Linked DNA regions of Mus musculus: region 1 is linked to region 2. The links are chromatin loops, found by intact Hi-C in ENCODE. Cell type or tissue: left cerebral cortex. All regions are shown on one strand.

What was found. Hi-C counts contacts between places; a loop is a spot of excess contacts. Peaks named below come from ENCODE experiments on the same cell type or tissue, not always from the same donor. Only the 100,000 strongest peaks of a DNase experiment are listed, where the experiment ranks them.
Region 1: it touches region 2 in a loop (2.1-fold over the local background); 3 of 42 quality-filtered maps call a loop at or near these places.

Annotation. Positions count from the first base shown.
Region 1 is chr8:111,389,322-111,397,321 of GRCm38, reverse strand. Fa2h (fatty acid 2-hydroxylase) reads left to right here and starts at 3,501. Exons shown (of 7, transcript NM_178086.3): 1 at 3,501-3,839. The coding sequence starts at 3,570. In left cerebral cortex, CTCF peaks have their summits at 2,673 and 3,617; a DNase peak (open chromatin) is centred at 3,461; H3K4me3 peaks cover 2,010 bases; H3K27ac peaks cover 900 bases.
Region 2 is chr8:111,332,616-111,340,615 of GRCm38, reverse strand. Mlkl (mixed lineage kinase domain-like) reads left to right here and starts at 2,411. Exons shown (of 11, transcript NM_029005.3): 1 at 2,411-2,792; 2 at 6,862-7,294. The coding sequence starts at 6,864. In left cerebral cortex, a CTCF peak has its summit at 3,753 (motif pointing right); no DNase peak of the experiment used is centred here; H3K4me3 peaks cover 830 bases.

The DNA of each region.
Region 1 (8,000 bases), 57 kb before region 2:
GGACAAAGCCAACAAAGGCTGGTTATGTAACCCCAGCATTTCTATGATGAGATGAGATGAGAGGCAGAGATTATTTTAATTTAAAATAAATGAGGCTGGAGAGATAGCTCAGCAGTTAAGAGTGCTTGCTGCTCTTCTGGAAGACCTGAGTTTGATTCCTAGCACCCCACTAGGTGTCCAGAGACCCGATGCCCTTTTCTGGCCTTTATGGGCATCCTCATACACATACTTACATGAATGCATACATACACACAAATAAAATAAATCTAAAATACAAAAAATAAAAGGTGAAAATAAACTGAGGGTGTAGCTTATTGGTAGAACACTCGCTCAGCACGTATCCGAGTCCAACCTCCAGCGCAGGAAAAAGCCAGAGTCAGGGTCAGGGGGCTATTTATTGATTGATAACCAGGAGGCAGAATGTCGACAGTTTGGAGTACAAAAGTAGGTTCAAGTTCAAGTGTCTGTCTTAACTAGTTATAAAATTTTGTTTTAAAATTTACAAGTAAATTTGCATTAAAATATTTTTAAATACCAAATAATAAAAAGTAACATGGTAGCACATGCCTTTGATCCCAGCATTTGAGAAGCAGAGGCAGGTTGATTGGTCTCTTTGAGTTTGAGGCTAGCCTGGTCTACCTAATGAGTCCAGGCCAGCCAGAGCTACATGGTGAAACTCCATCTCAAAACAAACAAACAAACAAACAAACAACAAGATGTGAGCATGACATACACACTCCTCTTGTTTCCCACTACAGTGTCCTGGATCTTGTTCCATCCACTAACCATGGGTCTGCCTGATCCTCTCTAATGGCTACATGGTATTTGCTACCATCCCTCCTTCATGGTGGCTGTATCTACTCTCTAAACAATGTTGTAATTACTGCTATTAATTATACATCTTTTGAAATAGCATATCTGCACGATCACAAATCTAGACAGGAAGTTACTAGGGCAAAAACATGCGTATCACAATTCTGAATGGACAGTCAGTCTGCTTGTTCAGCTTCAGACAAGGCAGTGAGGGACAGATAGTGAGGAGCTTTCCCACAGACGATATCCTCCAACACACTCAGGAGCCTGTGCCTGTCTGCTTTTACCACATATTTGGAACACAGTAGATGTGAAAATGGGGTGAGGGTGACCATTCAGGTCTTGTTGCCCAGGCCTGATGGCTACATGTTCCTTAGCACATCTAAAGTCACAGTAGAACTTTTACCTATGCCTGGAGGGTGAGACCAGCTAGTCAGACTTCCCGTCCTACTGTTGTAGTGGCCCCGAGGCTTCTGAGACAGGCTTACCACACAGTGCTAGCTAGCCCTGTTGTCTGGACAACAAGCACAAGCAACCTGGGAAAAGCTTTTCGGCAGGGGTTGGGGGCAGGACAAAAGTCATCTGGATGGGGCAGCCTCAGAACTGGCAGTTTGATCACTAATCAGGATCCATGGCTGAGCAATGAAAGCTGTATGTGGGTTTCCTTGTTATTAACAAGGTTCTGATGACACACTCAGTCTACAGGCTTTGCCTCTAAGGCCCCTACTTTTCCTTGTAGAAAGGAGGCACGATTCCCTGTCCTCCCTCCAGGATTCTGTCCCAGGCGTCATGATGTAAGACAAAATTGAGGCACCAAAATTTAAGAGCCTACGAAAAAATTCAAGATAACTTTGAATCTCAAATCAAATGCTTTAAAGTTTTTTTTTTAATTATGTGTGTTCCTAGATGAGGTGATGCACACCTTTGATCCTGGTACATAGGAGGAAGAGGCAGGCAAATCTATATGAATTTAAGGCTAGTCTGGTCTATAAAGTGAGTTCTATAGATACAGTGAGATCCTGTCTCAGAGAGAGAAAGAGAGAGAGAGAGAGAGAGAGAGAGAGAGAGAGAGAGAGAGAGAGAGAATGTGTGTTCCTGTGCAGACCAGGGAGGGTACAATTCTTTGGAGCTGGAGTTAGTTATAGGTGATTGTGAGCTGCCTGCTGGGAGCTGAACCCTAGTGCTCAGGAAGAGCAGTGAAGGGTCTTAGCAATTCTCTCTCTAGACCCACCATAAATAATTTTTCCTTCTTGGAAATATTACAAGTTTTATTCTCCATTCACTGGATTGTGGCTCATCCAGAAATCAAGAATACAATGATCAGTCAGAATAAAAGATCTCACAAAAGAGATGACGTGTGCACACACCCATCAGTTGCCAGGCAGGCCAGCAGTTCACCTCTACCTCTGAAGGGCTCCAAAGCCACTGCCCTTCCCTAACAAGAGAAAAGAGGAGGAGGCTGGGGGTGAGGGCACTGAATCAGCCATGTCTTTATTACAAGATTGTGAGGTGACAGATTTGCTGATAGGTGGACAGATATACAGTAAATTCATAAGTCAATAAAGTAAATAGAAATTCCCAGGATAAACACTTCACTAGTCTTCCACAACTCAGAACTAATGCAAAAGGTCCACAATGAACCCAATAGAAAATGCTTAAATAAAAACACAATCCAGCTATGCGGCTTCCCAAAGCTGTCTTACTAATAATGGCTTTTATTTCCATACAATATAATTTATAAAAACATCTGGAAGGCTGGCCCGGTGGTTAAGAGCACTGGCTGCTCTTTCAGAGGACCAGGGCTGCCAGCATATACACAACTCCTCACAAACTTCCCACAAATCTCCAGTTCCAGAGGATTGACACTCTCTTCTGACCGCCAGAGGGATGGCATGCGCATATGCATACACACACTCATACACAAAGTAAAATAAATCCTTTTTTAAAGTCGTCTGTTCACTCACCCAATGCACCCAGTGAAATATGTTTTGGGATTTTTTTGTTTCATTTTTATTTAAAATTGTAATAAAATGTGTACAATATACGTTTCAGAAATAAATATTCAGCATTTAGATGCGCATTCACACGGTGGGACGACGTAAGTTTTTAAACATTAAATATAACTATATATAATATTTAATTATATAATATATAATATTTAATTATTTAAATATATAATAGATACTATATAATAATTATATATAATTATATGTGATTAAATATTAAATATAATTAATTTCCAAATATTAAATATATTGTGGCTGAGTTTATATATTTCATACCCCCCAACCCCTGGGACTAGACCAGACCTCCGCCCTAGTGACTCTTGTCCTTGGCACCTCTTGAAACTGCCGAATTGAATACAGTAAGTTTCCCCCTTGAAGATGCGGTTCCTTGAAGATGTAGAAGTTGCGTGCCCGCCGAGGAGGTGGTCCTGACAGTCACCTTCAATGCGCTGGCATCCACCAGCAGCCGGGCACACCTGGTGGGCACGCCCTCTACCTGCCCAGGGCTACCTGGCGGGCCGCGCTCAGCGTCTTGCTCTCGGGGCTCGGGTCCCTGCGGGCCAATGGGGAGGCGGCTCCGGGCAGCAGCCGCGTCCCACCGAGTGGCCAATGGGAGCAGGGCATGCAAATGAGCAGGTGCGGTGGCGGCCGGCCCGTTGCGGCTGCCCCGGCTCCCGAGATGTTAGAGGCGCGCTGGGCAGCCGCGGAGCAGACTGCCGGGCTCCGAGATCCGAGCTCCGCTCTCCCGCCATGGCCCCCGCTCCGCCCCCCGCCGCCTCTTTCACGCCCGCCGAGGTCCAGCGGCGCCTGGCGGCCGGTGCCTGCTGGGTCCGCCGCGGGGCCAGCCTCTACGACCTCACCAGCTTCGTGCGGCATCATCCGGGGGGCGAGCAGCTGCTGCTGGCGCGGGCTGGCCAGGACATCAGTGCCGACCTGGATGGGCCACCTCACAGACACTCCGACAACGCCCGCCGCTGGCTGGAGCAGTACTATGTGGGCGAACTGCGAGCGGACCCGCAGGTACCAGGCGGCCCGGGGCACTCCCCGCTCCCTGCCTCACACCCCTCCCCCAGTCCGCCACTTTAGAGAGCTCAGATCACCTGCCCTCTAGGAGAACGCAAGGTGACAGCCTCCACCCTCACTTCCCTCCGTTTTCCCAGTTTCTCTCCAGGTAACCGGTCACTGACACCCCCTCTCCCATCCCCCTATTTCCCGTTCCTATCACCAGGAGCTTGGTGTTCCCGCTACCCCCCTGACCCGGCTGCATCCTCCTTCCAACATGTCCCTTCTGCAGCCCCCCTACCGCCTGACAACTTCGACTCCTGTTTCTGCCTCCAGCCACTACCTCCCACCCCACCCCCTTTCTCTCTTCTCTTCCTTTTCCTTTATCAGCCTTTCTGGTTTCCTTTCTTGTTTCAGTAGTGGGTCCCTAGGCTCACCTGGCCTCAGTTTCTCCATCCCACCACTCTCTTGGTTCAAGGAGACACAAATCCAAAACTCTGCTCTGCCCCCTTCAGGGGCTCCTGTGGGTGAGTGAGTGAGGGGCCCGAACAGCGTTTTATTGATTCTATCCTCCAGCCCCCGGTTTTATTTCCGTCCTAAACAGTGTTGTGGGTTTGAAAGAGTGAAATAAAATACACGAACCAGCTTGCTAAGGAGAAGTCGATATTTCTAACCCAGACTATGCTAAACTCTCGGTACTGCTGTGTGGTACAGACTCATCTTGGATTTTTACCTTCAACCCATCCTGGGTGTTATTCTCATTTCAGGATGTGGAAACAAGGGTTCAGTGAAGTTCTATAAATGTCTGAGGTCAAACAACTAGGTAGTACAAAAATCAAGTGTTTCTTATTCAAGAATCAAAGTCGTCTCCATCTGGAGGGTTGGGAGACAGAGCTCTTGGTAGACTCAGGTGGAGCCAAGCTAACTCCTTATTCTCAAGCCTGATAGCAGGACTGGTGACAGCAAGGCCATCGTGATTAGGTTAAAGCAACGGTTGGTCCTTGTTGCTCGCGATCTTTCAAGTGCTTTTAGATCTTTAGATGAAAGGACATGCTGTCCACTGTTCCAAGAGACACCTCTTATCCATCTTGCCTAATTCTTATCTCTTAGTCACTTACTTGGTTCTTAAACGGATTGACGACACTGTGCTGGGCACCAACAGCCATTGAACAGAAATGGTTACCATTTTCATGGAGTGAACAAGTTCATAAGGAACCTTACTATGGACTCGGTCATTGTTTAATTACATTTATTAATATTTATAATATTTGCATACTGGGTCTGGAGCAGGTTCAGTAAGAGCTACCTTGAAGAAAGTGACATTTTCACCAAGAGCTAATTGAAGACAGAGCTTAGCCAAAAGTGGTAAGAAGAACATTCCAGACAGAGGAATAGCATGTATTAAAAAACAAACAAACAAACAAACAAACAAACTGTGGCACAGTCAAGAGACAGCAATGGAACCAAGGTGACCAAGGGCTGGCAGGTCAAGGGAAGAAAGAGGTGGGAGCTAGAAGTTATTGGGGCTTGATCAAAGGGCCTCAAAGGCTGTGGTTGGGGGTTTGGGGGCTTGACTTGCAAGGCTAAAGGACTTAAGCTGAAGAGTGGTGCGGAAAGATTTGCATCTTCGGAAGAGTAGCCTTGCTCCAGTGACAAGGAGCGGAGGGAACTCCAGTGGATGTAAGGAGTTCCAGAGAAAAGGCATAGTTTAACCACCATGACCAGAAGGGAAAGGAGATTTCATAATAGAAGATTTGACAGATTTCATAAACTGTCCAGACTTGGCATTCGACAGCGGGGAACCCAGAACAGTATAGGGAGCTGGTGTTTGGTGTCAGGTCTTGCTGACAGAACAGAAGCTTTGCTGTGAGAAAAATTGCTACAGAGATCAGTGAGCAGTTAGGATCAGAACACTGGAGATGGCCAGGCCTGTGAGGGTACATGGACCTGCCCTGTATTGTAACTGTGTTCTGCAGTCGGGAGCCTGAGGGTGTGGCCTCTCTACTCAGTACCATTCTGAATGTCACTCCCTCCCCTGCACTGGATGGCCCCACCTTCCTGCTTTGCCAACCACCCAGCGTCAGGATTTGGTTTGGTTTCACCTTGCCCTGCCTGACCCCTAGGGTCAGAGAGAACTCAGAGGCAAAACCAGTTCACCCTGGGCTCCCTACACCTGCTCTTTACCTGTTATATCCCCAAGTCCCAGTGTGGTCACGTTGCAAACAGATTTCTGGGCCCCAAACTGGGGGTATAGAGAAAACTAAAATCTAAGAGTATAACTCCAGGCCCACAGACCTAATCTGGCCAGCAGCCAAAGTCACCCTAGTTCAGTAGGGGCACTCTGTGTCTTCTTCCATAAAGAAGGCTCACCCCACTTTTTCCCCTGTTCCCTACTTTGCCACACCCCTATGTACGCACTGCACACACACACATTCACACTCACACAAAGGCACATACAGAGAACAAGTCAGACTTGTTTGAGCTAACATACTGTGGGGTAGGGGAGATGAAAGATCTGTAGCTGATCGGGGAAGCTATCTCACCATCCCTGGCTGCCAGAGGCCAGTGGGATCAAGCCCCTTAGCCTAGGCATGGAGAGAAGTGCTCTCCCACCTGTGGACATGAAGCCCTGTTGTGAACACCACTTCAAAAAAGAAGCAGAGCTGGTGAGTGGCTGGGTGGGTAAGGGCGCTTGCCACCAAACATAATGACCTACCTGAGTTGGATCCCTGGAGTCCATACAGTGGAAGGAGAGAACTGACCCCTGCCTCTGACCCACCCCTGTGGACTCTGCACAGGCACATAATAAAGTAAATAACTTAAAGAGAGAAATGGGCAATGAAGGGATTTAGTGTGTAAACCTTCCTCCAAGACCATAGACATTATGTCCCCGAGACTTTGGTCACCTATGAGTCACTGACAGACACCCCCTGAGTTATGATGTTGGATAGCCATCTCTAGATAGGCTCACCTTTTCTTTTAGCATTTATTGACCCTGGGTAATAATACCAATGCAACCATGTGTCTTTTTTTTTTTTCATTTCTGTGTTTGTTTGGTTTGGTTTGGTTTGATTTGGTTTTTGACCCCAGGTCTTTCTATGTTATTCTAGCTGTCCTGGAACTCAATGTGCAGAGCAGTCTAGCCTTAGATTCACAGAGATCCACTTGCCTTTGCCTCTAAGGGTCTGGTTTTAAAGATGTACTCCATCACACCCAGCCTTACATATATATACTTTTAAAATAAATATAAAATTGGGGGAGGGGCGGAGACAGATATTAGGTGGCCCAACCTGGCCTCAGATTCATGACGTAGCAGAGGATGGCCATGGTCTTCCCACTTCTGCCACCCAGGTGCTGAAATTACAGACACGTGCCACCATGCTCCATTTATGCCGTCCTGGGACCAGCCCTGTGCATGCTAGACAGGCAGTGCACCAACTGAGCTGTATTCCCAGCCCCAAACTTAAAATGAGAAAAATTGTCTCTTTGTATCTCCTAAAACCCATCATGGATCACACTATAGGAAACACTGAAGCACTGTGGGGCAGCTCCCGAGACTAGTGAAAGGGGTGAAATTGTGTATAGAAAAAAAAAAAACAAAAAAAACAAAAAACAAAAAAACCGTAGAGCTTTTTCTGGTAAGAATTACAGATTTCATCACAGCCCACATCAGGTCCTTTTCAAACCACAAATCTGACACCCAGGGGAATGGTAACTGTCAGAAAGAGACCTAAGTTTCTCCTGCATTGCATCACAAGCTTGGAGGATTCTTACTCAGGATCTGGTGGACCTGAGCCATCTGCCTGAGAGTAATCCAGGCAGGATAAACCTCAACTCTCCAGACTGTAGCACGGAGGTAGGCATTTGTCTGAAGGACTTGGGGCCACATCCCAGTCACATCACATAGGATGTTTCCGAGTAGTTAAGAACGCAACGGTCCCTGCCACCTGTGGTTCTGCTAGGCTTTGTAGTATAGCCTCAGAGTTTCAGGGTCTGCGTGATTAAATGGGAAGAAAATCTAAATGCAGGAAGCCTTAGAGTCCCTCCTTTCTGTAAAGTGTTGGGACACCTCCAGCACCGTCCTACTTGGAGATCTGAGCTGAAACCTGGGAGAGCTGGTAATCTATCTCTACTTGCGTCCTGGGGTGGAGATAAGAAGTCAGCTTGCTGAAATCGGCT
Region 2 (8,000 bases):
CACACCGGATGCTTCCAGCTCTAGCAGGTCAGTGAGCCCAGTTCTGCTACTGTTATGGTTGACTGGTGAGAGTTCACACAATTACCCACTTCTTCTGACCATGGCCTTGAGCAGAGTGGAGGCTGCCTTCTGACCTAGAACTTCAAGTGCTGACCTCTCCCCCATGGAATCTGGCTGACTACCCCATGAATCTAGTAAGTTTCTATGAAGACTACATCTTTCTTTGTCGTTAATTTGTGCATGTGTGTAAGCATATGTCCATGGTGAGAGTATGGTCAGAGGGCACCTTGCAGGACATTTTTTTCTCTCTCCTTTCGTTCACTGTGTGAGTCCCAGGTGAACTCTCACTTAGAGGCATGCACTTTTACCTGCTGAGCCATCTCGCTGGCCCTGGAGTCACACATTTCCCAGATTTTCCCTCCTCTGCCTTTGCCAGGAGAGTTGACTCACAATATATCATCTCTGTGATGGTTTGTAAATGCTTAGGCCAGGGAGTGGCACTATTAGGAGTGGTAGCCTTGTTGGAGTAGGTGTGTCACAGTGGGAGTGGGCTATAATACCCTAGTCCTAGCTGCTAGGAAGTCAGTACTCTGCTAACAGCCTTCAGATGAAGATGTAGAACTCTCATTTCCTCCTGCACCATGCCTGCCTGCATGATGCCATGTTCCAGCCTTGATAATAATGGACTGAACCTCTGAACCTGTAAGCCAGCCCCACTTAAATGTCTTTATAACAGTTGCCTTGGTCATGGTGCCTGTTCACAGCAGTAAAACCCTAACTAAGGCAGGCACATACATAAATCTCTAGACCTAAGACAACTGACAAGGGAGAACAATTACAAAGTGGGCCTGATGGCCCGAGTCTGTTATTCCAGCCACATGGGAGGCTAAGAAAGCAGGGATCACAAAAGTTCAAGACCTCCTCAGGTAACTTAGAGAGACATTGTCACAAAACAAAGAGGGGGCTGGCTCGGTGATAGGGAACTTGCCTAGCAAACACAGAATCCTGGGTTCAATCCACAGCACCACAGAAAAGAAGTGTGGTGGTGCACTTCTGTTATCCCAGGATGAAGGAGGGGAGGCTGGAGGACCAACAGTCTAAGAACACTCTTGGCTACACAGTGAATTCCATGCCAGCCTGGGCTACATGAGATCTTGTGGGGAATGTCTGTGGGGAGAAAGGGCAAAAAAAAAAAAAAAAGAGAGAGAGAGAAAATGGAGCAGGTGCAATGGCTCAGTGGTTAAGAGCACTGACTGCTCTTCCACAGGTTATGAGTTCAAGTCCCAGCAACCACATGGTGGCTCACAACCATCTGTAATGGGTTCTGATGCCCTCTTCTGGTATGTCTGAAGACAATGACAGTGTACTCACATAATATAAAATAAATAAATCTTTAATAAAGAAAAGAAGTGAGAAAACAGGTAAACTAAGCCCCCCAGACATCCCTGAACTATGTTGCCTCAAAGTAAAATGTCTCCCCATACAATTTATTTCTATTCTTTCCCAGCTATATAGCATGAGTCAGCCAACGGCATTTTCTTCTTTCTTTCCTTCCTCTTTTTAAATTTTGTTTTAGTTTTATTTTTGAGATATATATCTCAACATATATCTGAGTGTGTGTGTGTGTGTGTGTGTGTGTGTGTGTGTGTGTAGAGCTTTAGCGCTCTTGGAACTGGATTTGTAAACTAGGTTGGCCTCGAACTCACAGAGATCCTGAGTGCTGGGACTCAAGGTCTGTGCCACCACCAACTAGCTAATGAAAGGTTATTTCTTATACTAGCTAACTGGGGGTATAACTGACAAATAATAAACTCATCTTGAAAAATAACAAAGTTTGGAGATGACCTTAGAAGGGGAAAAAAAGGAACTGACCCCTACTTGGGTAACTTCACACTCCCTTAAACTTCCTCCATTACTCTCCATCCCCTGCCCCAGGATTATTCAACACAAAGCAGCTAAAGGAACCGCCTCAGCACTTCTACGGGTTACCTCCATTTTTATGTATTTACCGGTGTGGTATGCATGCGTTTGCGTGCCAGGGCCAGTGCACACGTTGAAGTCAGAGGACAAGGCCTTTTGCCTCGAGAGAGGAAAATGACTCAGGACATCCGCCTCACTTTCGTTTTCTTTTTCTTTTTCTTTCTTTTTTTTTTTTTTTAATTATGCTGAAGTTCCAGGCTATCCCTTACACTGGCTATCAGGGCTCTCTGCAACCTTATTTTCTCAACCCCCAAATTCAAGACCTCAAACAGAGAACCTGGGAAGAGTAACTATTTAATGGATTTGGGGAAAGAATCAGCCAACTAGGGGCTTCAACTGGGAGCTGTCCAGAGAGCGGGTGTGGGAAGCTGGCATATCTCCAGTAGGAGTAGAAAGCCGGGGGAAGGCGTGTCAAACTGGCCGCGGCTTCCGGAGCAGAACTCTGGACAGAAATAGCTGTCGGACAGGTTGGTTTTGAGGACTCTGCTGGAGCATTGCTGCGTTGGCCCAAATTTGACTTTAGGCGGGAACCGCGGCTGGTGCGGAGTTCCTCCGAGAGGCGAGAGCTTTAAGGTTGCACCAAGGGAGGGGACTCAGGACACCGGGGACCTGCTCCGACCTGGCGTGCATTGTCAACGAGGCAGAAGACCGCGGTCCGGGAGCGGCGGGAGACTGATGATCCTACAGGAACTGAGCGCAGGATAGACCGGACGAGCGCCCCTCGGAGATCACGTAGAATCCAGTGAGCTGTAGCGCGGCAGGAGGAAGCAGGAGAATCCCAGAATCACAGATTGGACTTCCTGGAACTTAGGGTGAGTTGGTTTCGATTCCCTAACTAAATTGGGCTGTTATTCTGCTGAGATCTCTGCTGACCTTTTTTTGCCCAAGGAGGATGGAGATCGAGGAATGGCATTCGAGGAAAGGCAAAAGGTGGGGACTGGGGACCCGCCCCGAGGTGCCCAAGTCGTAGAGTAGATGGGTAGTCAGTAGGACAATTAATTTCCAGCACAGACGATTACGGGGGTTTGGGGTAGGGGTGGGGGAAGCGGGGACTCAGGACAGGGTTTCTCTGGGTGGCTCAGGCTGCACTGGAACTTGGAACTTGTTCCGTAGACCAGGCCGGACATGATCTCAGAGATCTGCCTGCCTCTTGATTGCCAAGTGCTGAGACTAAGGGCATGTATGCTCCACCATTACTCAGCGGGATTCCAGTTCTTAACTATGAACGCCCTCTTCCTTTTCTGGGGCCCATTTCACGAATAATCTAACGTAAAGTTTTTTTTTTAAAGGGCATCTGATTTTTTTTAGACTATTTATTTATTTGTTTATCGAAACAGGATCTCACTGTGTAGCTCTGGCTGGCCTGGAACTCACTGTATAGTCCAGGCTGGGGGGGGGGGGGAGGATATGAGTAATTAATATATTTAGTAGTGCTTCCAGATTTTTCTCCTTTGCTCTCAGACATCCAAGAAAGAGCCTTGACGACTTGGGCTCACCATCTGGGAATGGCTGGGCCCCGAGATCCATTGATTTTTCTCTAAGAGCGTCCTGACAGGCTAGAGAGATGGCTCAGCCATTAAAGAGTACTCTGACATTAATGCCTGTGCCTCCTGCCCAGGAATCCTGGGGACAAGGAAAACTAATTACTCACATGCTTGATTTCAGTTTGGCTGCTTTTTCACTTTTTTTTTTTTTTTTTTGGTAAGATTTAGATTTATTTAATTTGTTTTATGTGAGTACACTGTTGCTATCCTCAGACACACCAGAAGAGGGCATCAGATCCCATTACAGATGGATGTGAGCCACCGTGTGGTTTCTGGGAATTGAACTCGGGCCCTCCAGAAGGGCAATCAGTGCTCTTAACCGCTGAGCCATCTCTCCAGTCCTTGGTTTTACTTTTTTACTTATGTTTTAAAGGCAGATTGGAATTTCAGGGAGTTATTTTCTCCATGTTGTGATCTGATCTGTAAATGGATTTATTCCTTTCTTTCATGAGTGTGTGTGTGTGTGTGTGTGTGTGTGTGCCACATGTGTATGGGTACTTATGGAGGGTAGAGTAAGGCTCAGAGCCCCTGGAGTCTTAAGTTATAGGCAGTTGTGAGCTGACCAGCATAGGTGCTAGACACTGATTCAAGTCCTATGAGCAGCAAGTGCTCTTAACTACTGAGATATCTCATCTAGCCCCCAAGATAACTCTTCCTCTGTTGCTTTAATATTTTTCCAAGATAATTCTTAACCTAGCTGTTTCACTGGCCATTGAGAAGCTTGCTATGGCTTTGAGTATTTTGAGGGTTGGGGACATGGCTCAGCAGTTAAGAAAACTGGTTGCTCTTCCAGAGGTTTGATTCCCAGTATGCACATGACAACTGTACTTCCGGAAGATCTGACGCCCTGGCTCTACATGCATGCGATGCACAGATACACATATAGGCAGAACACTCGTACACATAAAATAAAAATTAGCAAATCTAGCTAGGCAGTGGTGGCGTGTAGTGGTGAATTAGTTAAACCGCTTTGGCTCTTGGAGGACGCGCACATGCTCAGCCCAAGAGCTCTCTGGATTTGTGGAAAAAAAGACAAAAGACACACACACACACACACACACACACACACACACACACACACAAGCGTGTGACAGCTAATTTTGATATGCCTTGACTAATTCACAGGCTGGGCATTTTTAAACTTCCCCTAGCGGCTAACACACCCTTCCCTCTGGTATTCCTGGCTTAATACCTTCTAAATCTATTTTATCTTTGCCGCCCTGTTACCTTCTGCGCAGCTTCACCCCCACCTCCGTAGGGCTGCATTGCCTTTACGGCTACATTGTAGGATGCTTTCTCTCCTGCAGCTTTTAAATCTGATCCTTCCCCCTCCAAGTGCAAGCGATTGTTCTCTTCTTTCCTCTCCCCCTGCTTCTCCCCTCTTCCCCTCTCCCCTCTCTCTCTGTCCCTGGTCCCTTGCCTGCCCCCCCCCAAACTAAAAGTCCCGCCCTGTTTCCTTGCCCAGCCATTGGCTATATGGCAACTCTTTACTACCAGTCAAAGCCAGCTGGGGGCAGGAACCCTCGGGTCTGGAAGCGCAGCTTTTGAGAGCCGAAATATGACAGCATTAAAACCAATTCCCAACAGTGGTGCACACCTTTAATCCCAGAACTTGGGAGGCAGAGGTAGTCGGATCTCTGAGTTTGAGACCAGCCTGCTCTACAGAGTGAGTTCCAGGACAGCCAGGACTACACAGAGAAATCCTGTCTCAAAAACAGATAGATAAACTAAAGACAGCTACAGCTATTTATTTATTTGTAATAATAAATAAATCTTTGGGTTGGAGCGAGCAGGGACTTATCGAGCGGGGTTGACCGGAGCAAGCAGAGGTCCTAGAACTCATTTCCCACATGAAGGCTCACAACCAGTAGCTGTCTTCAGACACACCAGAAGAGGGCATCAGGTCTTATTACAGATGGTTGTGAGCCACCATGTGGTTGCTGGGAATTAAACTCAGGACCTCTGGAAGGGCAGTGGGTGCTCTTAACCACTGCGCCATCTCTCCAGCCCTGGTTTGTTTGTTTGTTTTAATTGGTGCTGGGGATCCAAACTCATGCTTATTCAGCTAACACTTTGCAGACTGAAATATCCCCCAGCCCCAGGCAGCAACATTTTAAGAACACTCTTCGGCTTGCTTGAAAGATTTAAAATCAAGAGGTCTGACATGACAGTCCAGACTGCTGGTTGCTCCTGAGAAAAGGAGAGATCCATTATCCTTGCAGAATAGTGGCTGTCAGCTTGCTCAATAACCTCCACACGTTTTCAGACGGACCGTGGGCCCAAGGCCCAGTTTATGGCTTTTTCCTATAGGATCTGAAGAGAGTGTGTGAATCACTGGACTCTTCCTTCTGTCAAAAACAGAGGAGTACCAAGAGACTGAAGCAAAAGGACGGGGAGACCAAGGGCATTCTGAGATACGTGGCGGGAGCCTGTCTTGAAACAAAGCAAAAATTGGAGAAGTTTGAATTGCACTCAGAGTCCCAGAAACCGAAAGAATGCTTTTCAAGTTTAGATCTATGATCTTATTTCTTATGTGTGAGTGTTTTGCCTGTACATATGTATGTATGCATGCATGCATGCAAGCATGCATGTATTGCACCATATGTGTGCCTGAGTGCCTGCAGAAGTCAGAAGAGCACAGTGAGTCTCCTCTGCAAGTTCTGCACATGCTCTTAACCACTAAACCATCTATCTTTCTGGCTCCAGGAGCATCTCTCTAAGCTGTGCTGAAGATCACTCACTCAAAGGCTTAGCCATGAGGCTAATGCTCAAGTCAGCTCACTCTATTGGTTTAAGTCGCCTGTTTAGTCCCTGGAGGTATTTCTCATACCTCAACAGGACATCTGTGTTAGAATAGGCTAAATAATAAAACCAAGATGCCCCCCAAAATATAATGGCTTTCATACAACTGAAACTGCATCTTCAATCACAGTCCATAGCAGAAATAGTGGCAACATGGCAACTTTCTTCCAAGCAATTGATTCAGGAATCTGGGACTCATTCTTTTGGATACCAGGATCCCTGAGCTCCTCTCCTTGCAAACCTGTCTCAGCCCAAAGAGGCAGCACAAATCCCATCCACTCACAACCCATAGTCAGGTGCTAGTCATATGACCTCAGGTGTTGCAATGGAAGCTGAAGATAAAGCGCTTGGTGACCAATACTCCCAGTTCAAACCTTATCACAATGCTAGAACAGATGTGGCACACCTCAAACTGTCTCTGTCTTGCACGGTGGAGGTATCTCGTTTCTGGCGTTGAGATCACAGATCTCCATCGACTGAATAACAGATACACAGGGGATTGTGGTATTTCAACCAGTCTATGCATCTCTTTCAGCTATGGATAAATTGGGACAGATCATCAAGTTAGGCCAGCTCATCTATGAACAGTGTGAAAAGATGAAATACTGCCGGAAACAATGCCAGCGTCTAGGAAACCGTGTGCACGGCCTGCTACAGCCTCTCCAGAGACTCCAGGCCCAAGGAAAGAAGAACCTGCCCGATGACATTACTGCTGCCCTGGGCCGTTTTGATGAAGTCCTGAAGGAGGCTAACCAGCAGATAGAAAAGTTCAGCAAGAAGTCCCATATTTGGAAGTTTGTGAGTGTGGGCAATGATAAGATCCTCTTCCATGAAGTGAATGAGAAGCTGAGAGACGTCTGGGAGGAGCTGTTGCTGCTGCTTCAGGTTTATCATTGGAATACCGTTTCAGATGTCAGCCAGCCAGCATCCTGGCAGCAGGAAGATCGACAGGATGCAGAGGAAGACGGGTGAGTCTCCCAAAGACTGGGAAAGAGTAGGCCAGGGTTGGGGGTAGGGTGGGAGAGCAGATGGACTCGGGGAGCATCCTAGCTTCACTTTGGTTTGCCAAAGTAGAGGAGTTTGAACAATTGTGTATGCTTGTGATTCAGAAATCCTGCTGTGTGGGGAGGCTGGTGAAATCTGGAGAAGTCTTTATGGAATAGGGGACATGTTGCTACCTGCTCATGGGTCCCCTCAGCTTCTCTACTCTCTCTTAAAAATATCTGGAATTCCAATTCATAACTTAAGGTCTTAGATTACCATGCCTCCTAATAGCGTCACTCCATTTGGGCCTGGCATTCAAACACATGAGTCTATGGAGACCATTCCATTCAAACCACCAGAGTCTGTAACTCCAAGATCTGATACCTCCATACAGACATACAAGCAGGCATACACATTCCTGTCATCTGAGAAGAAGGAACCTCAACTGAGAAAATGTTCCAACACATTGGCTTGTAGGCGAATCTGTGAGGATTTTTTTCCCATTAATGATTGATGTCTGAGGGCCCAACCCACCGTGGGCAGTTCCACCCCTGGGTTGGTGGTCCCGAGTTGTATAAGAAAGCAGGTGGAGCAAGTCACAGAAAGCACACCAGTCAGTAAGCTGTGTTCCGCTATGGTCTTTGCTGCAATTCAGCCACCAGGTTCCTAACTTAAGCTCCTTGCCCCAGC